2 separate regions of the Homo sapiens genome follow, and region 1 is linked to region 2. A link is an interaction called in ENCODE POLR2A ChIA-PET data of the cell type or tissue named here. Cell type or tissue: CD4-positive, alpha-beta T cell. All regions are shown on one strand. Each heading gives the region's core, and the rest is flanking DNA. Links, peaks and the distances in the headings are about the cores only. Region 1 has its middle 4.5 kb from the start of DNAJB1. Region 2 has its middle 42 kb from the start of LINC01842.

The links. Peaks named below come from ENCODE experiments on the same cell type or tissue, not always from the same donor. Only the 100,000 strongest peaks of a DNase experiment are listed, where the experiment ranks them.
Region 1: POLR2A ChIA-PET joins it to region 2 with 5 read pairs; 3 of 35 experiments call an interaction of 5 or more read pairs at or near these places.

Annotation. Positions count from the first base shown.
Region 1 is chr19:14,520,193-14,525,564 of GRCh38, forward strand. It overlaps a transcript of DNAJB1 not described here. Among named protein-coding and RNA genes, the nearest start is that of DNAJB1, 4.5 kb to the left of the region's middle. RefSeq lists an enhancer at 1-228. In CD4-positive, alpha-beta T cell, for the core only: no CTCF peak of the experiment used is centred there; DNase peaks (open chromatin) are centred at 2,049 and 3,059; H3K27ac peaks cover 4,159 bases.
Region 2 is chr19:14,288,628-14,293,999 of GRCh38, forward strand. No RefSeq gene overlaps it. Among named protein-coding and RNA genes, the nearest start is that of LINC01842, 42 kb to the right of the region's middle. In CD4-positive, alpha-beta T cell, for the core only: CTCF peaks have their summits at 457 and 660; a DNase peak (open chromatin) is centred at 324.

The sequences.
Region 1 (5,372 bases), core at 85-5,084, 230 kb after region 2:
GGAAGCATTGTCAAAGGGGTGACTAACCATTTTCTTAGTGGTGGGCTCTTCAGCCATCACCTCATTCCTGGCAGCTAAAAGATTCCAGTGACAGCTGCCCCTGGGCAGACAGGGACTCCTGAAGAAGAAGACCATCCTCCTGCCTCCTGAGGCGGGAGGATCTCTTGAGCCCAGGAATTTGAGGCTGCAGGCAGCTATGATTGTGCCACTGCACTCCAGCCTGGGTGACAGTGAGACCCTCAGCCTCCCCATAAAAAAGTTACATAAATAACTATCAGGAGCATCATGGCGGATAGTTACATAAATAACTATCAGGAGCATCCAGCAGGCAGATCTGGTTCTCTTGGCCCACTCAATGATCTCTGAGGTAACTGCATCAGCAAGAACTCTGGACTAGAACTGGACAACCCGGGAGGATGGGGCTGAAATTCCCTAGACATCGAGAACCATACTTGAGCAGGGGTCCTGAAGCAATTATGGGGAGAGAGAACTTGATATTTTTTAAAAAGTTACTAGGCTGGGCACAGTGGCTCACGCCTGTCATCCCAGCATTCTGGGAAGGTGAGGTGGGAGGATCTTTTGAGGCCAGGAGTTCCAGCCTGGGCAACATAGTGAGACCCCATCTATACAAAAAATTAAAAATAAAAAAAATTAGCCGGGTGCAATGATGTGAGCCTGTAGTCCCAGCTACTCAGTGGACCAAGGTAGGAGGATAGCTTGAGCCCAGGAATTTGAGGCTGCAGTCAGCTATGATTGTGCCACTGCTCTCCAGCCTGGATGACAGTGAGATCCTGAACCTCCCCATAAAAAAATTATATAAATAACTATCAGGAGCATTATGGGGAAAAACTCAGAGCTTGTGACTTTATAAACTAGTATTTTATAATATAAATTTAATTTAGAATTACAAGTGCAGCAGCCTCCAAAGGCTTTAACATGGCTCTGGGTGGGCCTTTCTGGTTGTTCTAAAGTTTCTTGCCATAGGCCAGGCACGGTGACTCAACGCCTATAATCCCAGCACTTTGGGAGGCTGAGGCAGGTGGATCACCTGAGGTCAGGAGTTCGAGACCAGTCTGGCCAACGTGGTGAAACCCCGTCTCTACTAAAAATACAAAAATTAGTCGGGTGCGGTGGCAGGTGCCTGTAATCCCAGCTACGCTGGAGGCTGAGGCATGAGACTCGCTTCAACCCGAGAGGCAGAGGTTGCAGTGAGCCAAGATCGTGCCACTGTGCTCCAGACTGGGTGACAGAGTGAGAGTTTCAAAATAATAATAATAATAATAATAATAATAATAATAAAAGTTTCTTGACACACTGGAGGGGAACATTTTGCTAAAAACACTGCGGAAGGGATGTCTTTGTGCTTGGGGTCAGTGTTAGAGCTGGGAACTCTCCCCTCCTTGAGTAAGCCTGGGTCATGTTCAGGAAGTTTTGTTTGTTTGTTTTGAGATGGAGTTTCACTCTTGTAGCCCAGGCTGGAGTGCAGTGGCACGATCTCAGCTCACTGCAACCTCCGCCTCCTGGGTTCAAGTGATTCTCCTGCCTTAGCCTCCCAAGTAGCTAGGACTACAGGTGCTTGCGACCATGCCTGGCTAATTTTTGTAGTTTTAGTAGAGATGGGGTTTCACCATGTTGGCCAGGCTGGTCTTGAACTCCTGACCTCAGGTGATCAACACGCCTTGATCTCCCAAGGTGCTGGGATTACAGGCGTGAGCCACCACGCCCAGCCAGTTCGGGAAGTTTTAATTTTTTTTTTTTTAATCAGTTCTAGGAGCCAGGAAATTAAACAAACAAACAAACCCAGTAACTCTCTCCTAATGGACATGGTACTGTGACCTGAACACTCACTGAGAACTTCAGAATATTACTGAAAAAATGGCCTCTGCGTCAACTTCAGCAGATATTGGGCTCTTAACTTGGAAAAGCTGTTATAGTTGTTTGTTGTGTCAGCGTGGCTAAGCTCTAGAACCTAGTTATTCAACTAAACACTAATCTAGGTGTTGCTGTGAAGTTATTATGTTGATGCGGTTAGGTTAGCACGTCTACAGTTGCTTGACTTTAAAAACAGGACATGACCCTCAAGGATGTGAGGATGTAAGCGGGCCTCATCCAATCAGTCTAGAGACTTTAAAAAGCCAACACTGAGGCCGGGTGTGGTGGGTCACGCCTGTAATCCCAGCACTTTGGGAGGCTGAGGCAGGAGAATTACTTGAACCCAGGAGGCAGAGGTTGCAGTGAGCCAAGATCAGGCCGCTGCACTCCAGCCTGGTGACAGAGCAAGACTCTGTCTCGAAGAAAAAAAAAAAAAAAAAAAAGCCAACACTGAAAGCAAACACTGAGGTTTCCCGGCAGAAAAAGCATCAGCTCCTGCCTAAGTTTCCAGCCTGCTAGCCCACCCAGCAGATTTTGGTGTTGTCTAGCCAGCCCCCACAAGCATGTAAGCCAATTCCTTGAAATAAATCTCTGCACACAAACACAGACACACACACAGACACACACACACACACACACACACACACACACACACACACACACACACTCCTACTGGCTCTGGCTCTGTGTCTTTGGTAAAATCCTGACTGATACAGGAACTATGCAAGTGAGTCTGAGGACAGTTGCTTTAGTTCAAATCCTGGACCAACTGTTTCCTTATTTCCTACGTGTGTGATCTTCCACAGCCTGCTTGATCTCTGGGAGCATTAGGTCTGTCCTCCATAAATTGGAGATAAGAGTAGATTAGGCCGGGTGCGGTGGCTCATGCCTGTAATCCCAGCACTTTGGGAAGCTGAGGCGGGTGGATCACTTGAGGTCAGGAGTTTGAGACCAGCCTGTCCAACGTGGTGTCTCTACTAAAAACACAAAAATTAGCTGGGCATGGTGGCATGTGCCCATACTCCCAGCTACTCGGGAGGCTGAGGCAGGAGAATCGCTTGAACCTGGGAGGTGGAGGTTGCAGTGAGCCAAGATCACGCCACTGTACTCCAGCCTGGGCAACAGAGCCAGACTCTGTCTCGAAAAGAAAAGAAAAGAAAAGAGTAGATTTTACGCTGCTGGTGTTGCTATGTGGATGAAATTGAGAGGAAATGAACAGGAAGTGAACAGGAAATGAACATTATAATAACATTTTTATTTTTATTTTTGAGATGGAGTCTCACTCTGTCACCCAGGCTGGAGTGCAGTGGTGTGATCTCAGCTCACTGCAACTTCCGCCTCCTGGGTTCAAGCGATTCTCTGCCTCAGCCTCCTGAGTAGCTGGGATTATAGGTGCCTACCACCACACCTGGCTAATTTTTGTATTTTTAGTAGAGACTGGGTTTCACCATGTTGGCCAGGCTAATCTCGAACTCCTGATCTCATGATCCACCCACCTTGGCCTCCCAAAGTGCTGGGATTACAAGGGTTGAACCCTACACCCGGCCTTGTTTTTGTTTTTTTTTTTTTTTGAGATGGGGTCTCACACTGTCACCCATGCTGGAGCACAGTGGCACAATCTTGGCTCACTGCAACCTCCACCTCCCAGGTTCAAATGATCCTCCTGCCCCAGCCTCCTGAGTAGTTGGGATCACAGGTGCCTGCCACCATGCCCGGCTAATTTTTTGTATTATGGTTTTGGTAGAGATGGGGTTTTGCCATGTTGCTCAGGTTGGTCTCGAACACCTGAGCTCAGGTGATCCGCCGGCCTTGGCCTCCCCAAGTGTTGGGATTACAGGCATAAGCCACCATGTCTGGCCTATAATAACATCTAACACTGACATGGCCAAGCCTGTTCCAAGTACTCGATGAATATTAACTCATATACTTGTCACAACAGCCCTATGAGGTTGGGCTATCATTACACCCATTTTACAGGTGGGGAGATGGAGATTCTGAGAGGTCATGTGACTTCCCCAGGGTCACCCAGAGAGTAAAATGCTGAAGTGTTTAGCATACTGAGTGCTTACAGTAGACACTCAGCTTGTGTATAATGTGACTCAGATGATCATAAAGCCTTAATTTTAAGAAAATTGCATTACTCCTGTCTTCAGCTCTTCACCTGTTGAAAAAAAGACCTTCAGGCCAGGTGCGGTGGCTCACATCTGTAATCCCAGCACTTTTGGAGGCCAAGGCAGGAGGATCACTTGAGCCCAGGAGTTCCAGATCAGCCTGGCCCACATAGTGAGACCCCATATCTGCAAAGAATGACAAAGAAATAAGCTGGGCATGGTGGCACGTGCCAGCTACTTGGGAGGCTGAGGTGGGAGGATCACTTGAGCTCAGGAATTCCAAGCTGCAGTGAGCTATGAGTGTGCCACTGCACACTAGCCTGAGAGACAGTGAGACCCTGTCTCAAAAATAAATAAAAATCCAAATAAATTTGGAAAAGATCTTCAAGGCTGGGTGCGGTGGCTCATGCCTGTAATCTCAGCACTTTGGGAGGCTGAGGCAGGTGGATCCCTTGAAGTCAGGAGTTCGAGACCAGCCTGGCCAACATGGTGAAACCCCATCTCTATTAAAAATGCAAAAATTAGTCAGGCATGGTGGCGTGCACCTGTAATCCCAGCTATTTGGGAGGCTGAGGCAGGAGAATCACTTGAACCTAGGAGGTGGAGGTTGCAATGAGCCGAGATGGTGCCACTGCACTCCAGCCTGGACAACAGAGCGAGACTCGTTCTCAAAAAAAAAAGACCTTCAAAAAGCGCTATAGCCATATGAGCCAACAATCCCACTCCCAGTGGGATACCCATGTGAAATGAAAACCTTTGTTCATATATAAAAATTCATGGCTGGGTGCGGTGGCTCATGCCTGTAATCCCAGCACTTTGGGAGGCCGAGGCGGGAGGATCACAAGGTCAAGAGATGGAGACCATCCTGACCAACATGGTGAAATTCCGTCTGTACTAAAAACACAAAAATTAGCTGGGCATGGTGGTGCACACCTGTAACCCAGCTATTCGGGAGGCTGATGCAGGAGAATCGCTTGAACCCAGAAGGTGGAGGTTGCAGTGAGCCGAGATTGCGCCACTGCACTCCAGCCTGGGTGACAGAGCGAGACTCCATCTCAAAAATAAAAATAAAAAAGATACTATTATAATGTTCATTTCCTGGCTCCTCTCAATTTCATCAACATAGCAACACCAGCAGGGTAAAATCTACTTTTTTTGTTTTTTTTTTTGAGATGGAGTCTCATGAGCGAATGTTTGCTGAGGCTTTATTAGTTATTACCAACAGCAGTTAAACCCTAACTGTCCTTCAATGGATGAATGGATAAACAAATGGGATCCATCCACACAATGGAATACTATTCAGCTATAAAAAGGAATGAGCTACGGATACAAAAAAACAACATTACAGATGAACCTCATATGCATTATGTGGGTGAAAGAAGCCAGGCT
Region 2 (5,372 bases), core at 301-5,300:
GACTCGTCATTGCTGGCTTTGAAAATGGAGGGAGGGCCCACGAGCCAAGGAATGCAGGCAACTTCTAGAAACGGGGAATGGACAACCAGCAAGAAAACAGGGCCTCAGTTCTACAACCCCAGGGAACTGAATCTTGCACCCCTAAATGAGCAAAAAATAGATCATCCCCTAAAACCTCCAAGAAAGGACTGCAGCCTGCTGACATCTTGGTCTTAGGCAGGTGAGACCCTGAACCACATCTCTGACCTCTAGAGCTGTAGGATAATTTGCGTCGTTAAATAAATGCTAGCTAGTGACGGCAACCATGGGAAATTAACACAAGGTGGGAGCTTTCCCGGTTCTGAGCGGGAGGAGGGGGCGTGGCCTGATCAGGTGTTCGCTCGCGCCCTCTGGAGGCTGCGGAGGGAACAGGCTTCAGGGCCAGGCTGGAGACCTGAGCAAGGGTAGAGGGAACTGCACAGTCCAGGTGAGGGATGCTGGGCTGGACCAGGTGAGGGATGCTGGGCTGGACCAAGTGAGGGCCGGGGAGGTGGGGAAGAAATGAAGTCCGAGGTTTGAACGTGGATGGAAAGAGAAAAAAAGAGAGGACTCCAGCGGGGCACGGTGGCTCACGCCTGTAATCCCAGCACTTTGGGAGGCCAAGGTGGGAGAATCACTTGAGGTCAGGAGTTCGAGACCAGCCTGGCCAACACAGTGAAACACCGTCTGTACCAAAAATACAAAAAATAGCCAGGTGTGGTGCTGCACGCCTGTAGTCCCAGCTACTCAGGAGGCTGAGACAGCAGACTTGCTCGAACCCGGGAGGCGGAGGTTGCAGTGAGCCTAGACTATGCCATTGCACTCCAGCCTGGAAGACAGAGTAAGACTCCATCTAAAAAAAAAAAAAAAAGAGAGAGAGGACTCGAGTCAAGGATGACCAGAAGCCTCTGAGCTGGGAACTTGGAGTCTCCTGTTCCCTCCACCCCAACTCCACTAGTCCCTACCTCCCCTTGGCCTCACCTGCCAGCAGTTGTCCCAGGCGGAGGCCACATGCTTCCCTCTCCTCTGAGGCCTTGCCCCTGCCTGTGACCTCTCACTTGTCATATCTGCTGTCTCTGTTCTCAAGACAGGAAGTCAGATGGGAGTTGAAGACGGCTGGGACCTGTGAGTCCCCAGGCCCCCAGAGGGATTCCGGATTTGAGAGTCGGCCTCCTCCCTCCCATCCAAGCCCAGCCCTGCCAAATCAGCTCCCAGCTCACTCCCTGGTCTGCACCTCTTTCTCTGTCTCTTTCTCTCTCTGGAATTTTCATTCTCTTTTTGGTAACCGAATTATCCCATCTCCACCTCTCACTGGGGGCCGCCCGCAGAGGCGTGGGCGAGGAGGGGCCCGGGTCGCAGCGCGAGATATTAAACCATCAATCACCCGCCAACGCCGACTCCCCCGCACCAGGACCCTCCATTGGCTCCACCTGGAAGCAGACCAGCTCCAGTGCAGGCCTGGAGGCCTGGGGACCCCATCAAAATGGGAGGCCTTGGAAGAATCTCACAGGCCCTGCATCTACCTGGGCAGGTGCCTGGGTGCAGATCGGCCTGGCTCAATGCACAGACAAGGTGTCCTGGGTTCAAATCCACAAGCTACTTCTTATCCACACGTGGGAGCCACTGCATTGTTCTGTGTCTTGGTTTCACCACCTGTAAAATGGTGATAACAGCCGGGCATGGTGGCTCATGCCTGTAATCCCAGCACTTTGGGAGGCTGCGGCAGGCAGATCACCTGAGGTCAGGACTTCGAGACCAGCCTGGCCAACATGGCAAATATATAAAAATCTCTACTAAAAATATAAAAATTAGCCAGGTGTGGTGGTGTGCCCCTGTAATCCCAGCTACTTGGGAGGCTGAAGCAGTAGAATCACTTGAACCCAGGAGTCAGAGGTTGCAGTGAGCCGAGATTGCACTACTGCACTCCAGCCTGGGGGACAGAGCGAGACTCCGTATTTAAAAAAAAAAAATGGTGGTAACATTTTCTACATCATTGGGGTTCACTGTCAGGATTAAACCAGTTAAGGCAGATGGCAATATCTGGCTGATAGTAAGTCCTGTCTAGGATTTGCTGCTAGAATGATTTTCCTTCAAGATTGGGGGGGGGTCATTCACTTGTGAAAGAAATCCAAGATTCTGGCTTTTGAGGGGACTTAATGGGGTTCATACTTGTGTCACCTCACAGCTGCTGCCTTGTATAGGTTGGAATTGGATTTTTTTTTTTTTTGAGATGGAGTCTCGCTCTGTCACCCAGGCTAGAGTGCAGTGCACAATCTTGGCTCACTGCAACCTCCGCCTCCCAGGTTCAAGGAATTCTCCTGCCTCAGCCTCCCGAGTAGCTGGGACTACAGGCACGTGCCACCATGCCCAGCTAATTTTTTTTTTATTTTTAGTAGAGACGGGGTTTCACCATCTTGGCCAGGCTGGTCTTGAACTCCTGACCTTGTGATCCACCTGCCTCGGCCTCCCAAAGTGCTGAGATTACAGGCGTGAGCCACCGCGCCCGGCCAGAATTGGATTTTTTTGTTTTTTGTTTTTGAGACAAAGTCTTGCTCTGTCACCCAGGGTGAAGTGCCGTGTGGTATGATCATGGCTCACTGCAGCCTCAACCTTCTGGATTTAAGCGATCCTTCCACCTCAGCCTCTTGAGTAGTTAGGATTACAGACATGAGCCGCCCCACCCAGGTCTAGGGGAAAAAAAATTAAAGGCTCTTTCAGAACCTTAACTAGGGCCAAGCAACGCATATTTCAAGGCACTCAATTCACAAAACAAGGTCTCAGTGCTTTGCACAGGCTGTTCCCCCTGCCTAAAATGCTGTTCCCTCAGCCAGCCACGTGACTCCTCCTTGCCTGCTTCTGGGTTTGCGGCAATGTCCCCTCCTCAGTGAGGTGACTTTGCAAAAATTGCACCCAGGGCCCCTGCCCGCCCCCACCCCTCCCAGCTGTATTTCCCTCCATAGCATGCATCCCATTTTGCATACCGTATGCAGTGCTTGTGGGGTTTGTCTGTTCATCCCACTGGAGTGTTAAACCCAGGGCAAGGTTCATTCATTCACTGCCCAGCACGGCACCTGGCATGAAATAAACACCCAGTAAATACTTGTTGAGTGAATGCATGAACAAATTCCATTCAGCTGCTCCCAGAGGACCCCACAGGCTGCAGCCAGCTCAAAGCTGCTCTGGCTGGGCCGGTCAGCAATCTTGGGTTTCCTGGAGGTGGGTGGAGGGGGTATCACTGGATGTGTTCAGAGATGCAGCTGGTTCACTATCAACTTTGTGTGGACTTTTCCCTTTTTCTTTGAGGCTGGATCTCACTCTGTCACACAGGCTGGTGTGCAGTGGCGTGATCACAGCTCACTGCAGCCTCCACTCCAGCGATCCTCCCACCTCAGCCTCCTGAGTAGCTGGGACCACAGTTGTGCGCCACCATGCCTGGGTAATTTTTGTATTTTTCATAGAGACAGGGATTCACCATGTTGCCCAAGCTGGTCTTGAACTGAGCTCAAGCAATCTGCCTGCCTGGGCCTCTCAAAGCATTGGGATTACAGGCGTGAGCCACAACGCCCAGCCAGGTGTTTATTTTCTCATTATTTATTTATTGTAGAGATGGGGGCCTCCCTATGCTGCTTAGGCTGGTCTTCAGGTCCTGGGTGATCCTTCTGTCTTGGCCTCCCAAAGTGCTGGGATTACAGGCATGAGCCATGGCGCCCGGCCTTGTGTAGATCTTTAAAAGGTACCCCTTCCATGCTGGGTGCCGTGGCTCATGCCTGTAATCCCAATACTTTGAAAGGCTGAGGTGGGCAGCTCACCTGAGGTCAGGAGTTCGAGACCAGCCTGGCCAACATGGTGAAACCTCGTCTCTATTAAAAATACAAAAATTAGCTGGGCGTGGTGGCGGGCACCTGTAATCTCAGCTACTCGGGAGGCTGAGGCAGGAGAATTGCTGGAACCTGGGAGGCAGAGGTTGCAGTGAGCCAAGATCGCACCATTGCACTCCAGCCCAGGCAATAACAGTGAGACTCCATCTCAAAAAATAAAATAAAATAAAATAAAATAAAATAAAATAAAATAAAATAAAATAAAATAAAATAAAATAAATAAAAGGTACCTCTTCCTCTGGGCAGATGCAATGTGTGGTGAGGGGAACAGACGACGTCAGCTTCTGCTCTAGCTTCTGTCTGGTATGCTTGTGCAGTGTGCAACTTGCACAACTGTTCTTGGCAGTACTGCTCCTGTCCCCCATCTCTTGAGTAGCTCAGAAGGTGAGGGGCGCTGTGAAGACCAAGTAACCAGAGGCTGGACCTCTACACCCAGGTGTTTAGAGGGCCAAACCCCAACCTCTGTGCCCAGCTCATTGCTGGTGAAAAATCTGCCAAGGAACTGGACTGTTCTGGGTGACACCCCAAAGACTCCCCTCCTGGTATCCCCAGCAGTGTCTCCCTTGCTCCTCCAGACTAGGGGTGCCCTCGCCTTCCCCAGCCCCCTCTGCACGTTTCCACCCAGCCAGGAGTCCCACACTTGCCTGCTTCTCCCAACCTTCTCTCTCTCTCTCTCCAGCACAGTGGCTATTTTTATTTTTCCTTCTTATTAAATTTCCAACTTCTGCAAACACCATGGCCCCTGCCTCGCCGCGCCCCCCCCCCTTCCCTTAGGGCGGATTTGATTCACTTGCGTTTTATTAACAGATTAAAAAAAAAAAACCTGCAGCTGCCACCACAATGTGACTTTCTCCGCTTTCCTGGAGGTTTAGGGAACCGAGGAGAACTGGGCTACAGGATCTCTCTCTGGGTTTAAATTCGCCCTCCTCCCCACTCCCAGGGACCTTTCCATCATAGCCTGAGCGGCGAGGTCGGGAAGGGGCTGCGGAATGAGGTTGGATGTCGTTCTGGGTTTAGGGGGGAATGGGATGGGTGTCAGGCCTGATGCGGTTCCCCCAGCCAGGGCCTCGTCCCAAGGCGGAACTGGAAATTAAAAAAAAAAAAAAAAAAAAAAGGCAATCCGTTGGGAAGCCCCGCCCCCGCCCCCGCCTCCCCCCCCCACAGACCCTGGGTGCTAAACTCTTCGGGTGGGAGGGGCAGCCTCGGGGGTGTGGGCTTAGAGTTGGCGCCTCCCACACAGAGCTGGGGTCGCCCCTACCCTCTCTCCCTTAGGATGGCTGGCAGGGGGCCTTGGGAAGGTTTGCCGCCTGCCCAAGCCCGGCTCGCTCAGTTTTCTTTCCTCCTTAGGACATTCTGATTCCGGTGCTGACTCCCAGACCTGAGAGCAAATTGCTCCTTCATGCCCCGGGGTGTTTTCCTCCCCCCAAGTCTTTTTTTTTGTCAGTCGCCCTGGCAACCAGGAACCCAGCTGCACTT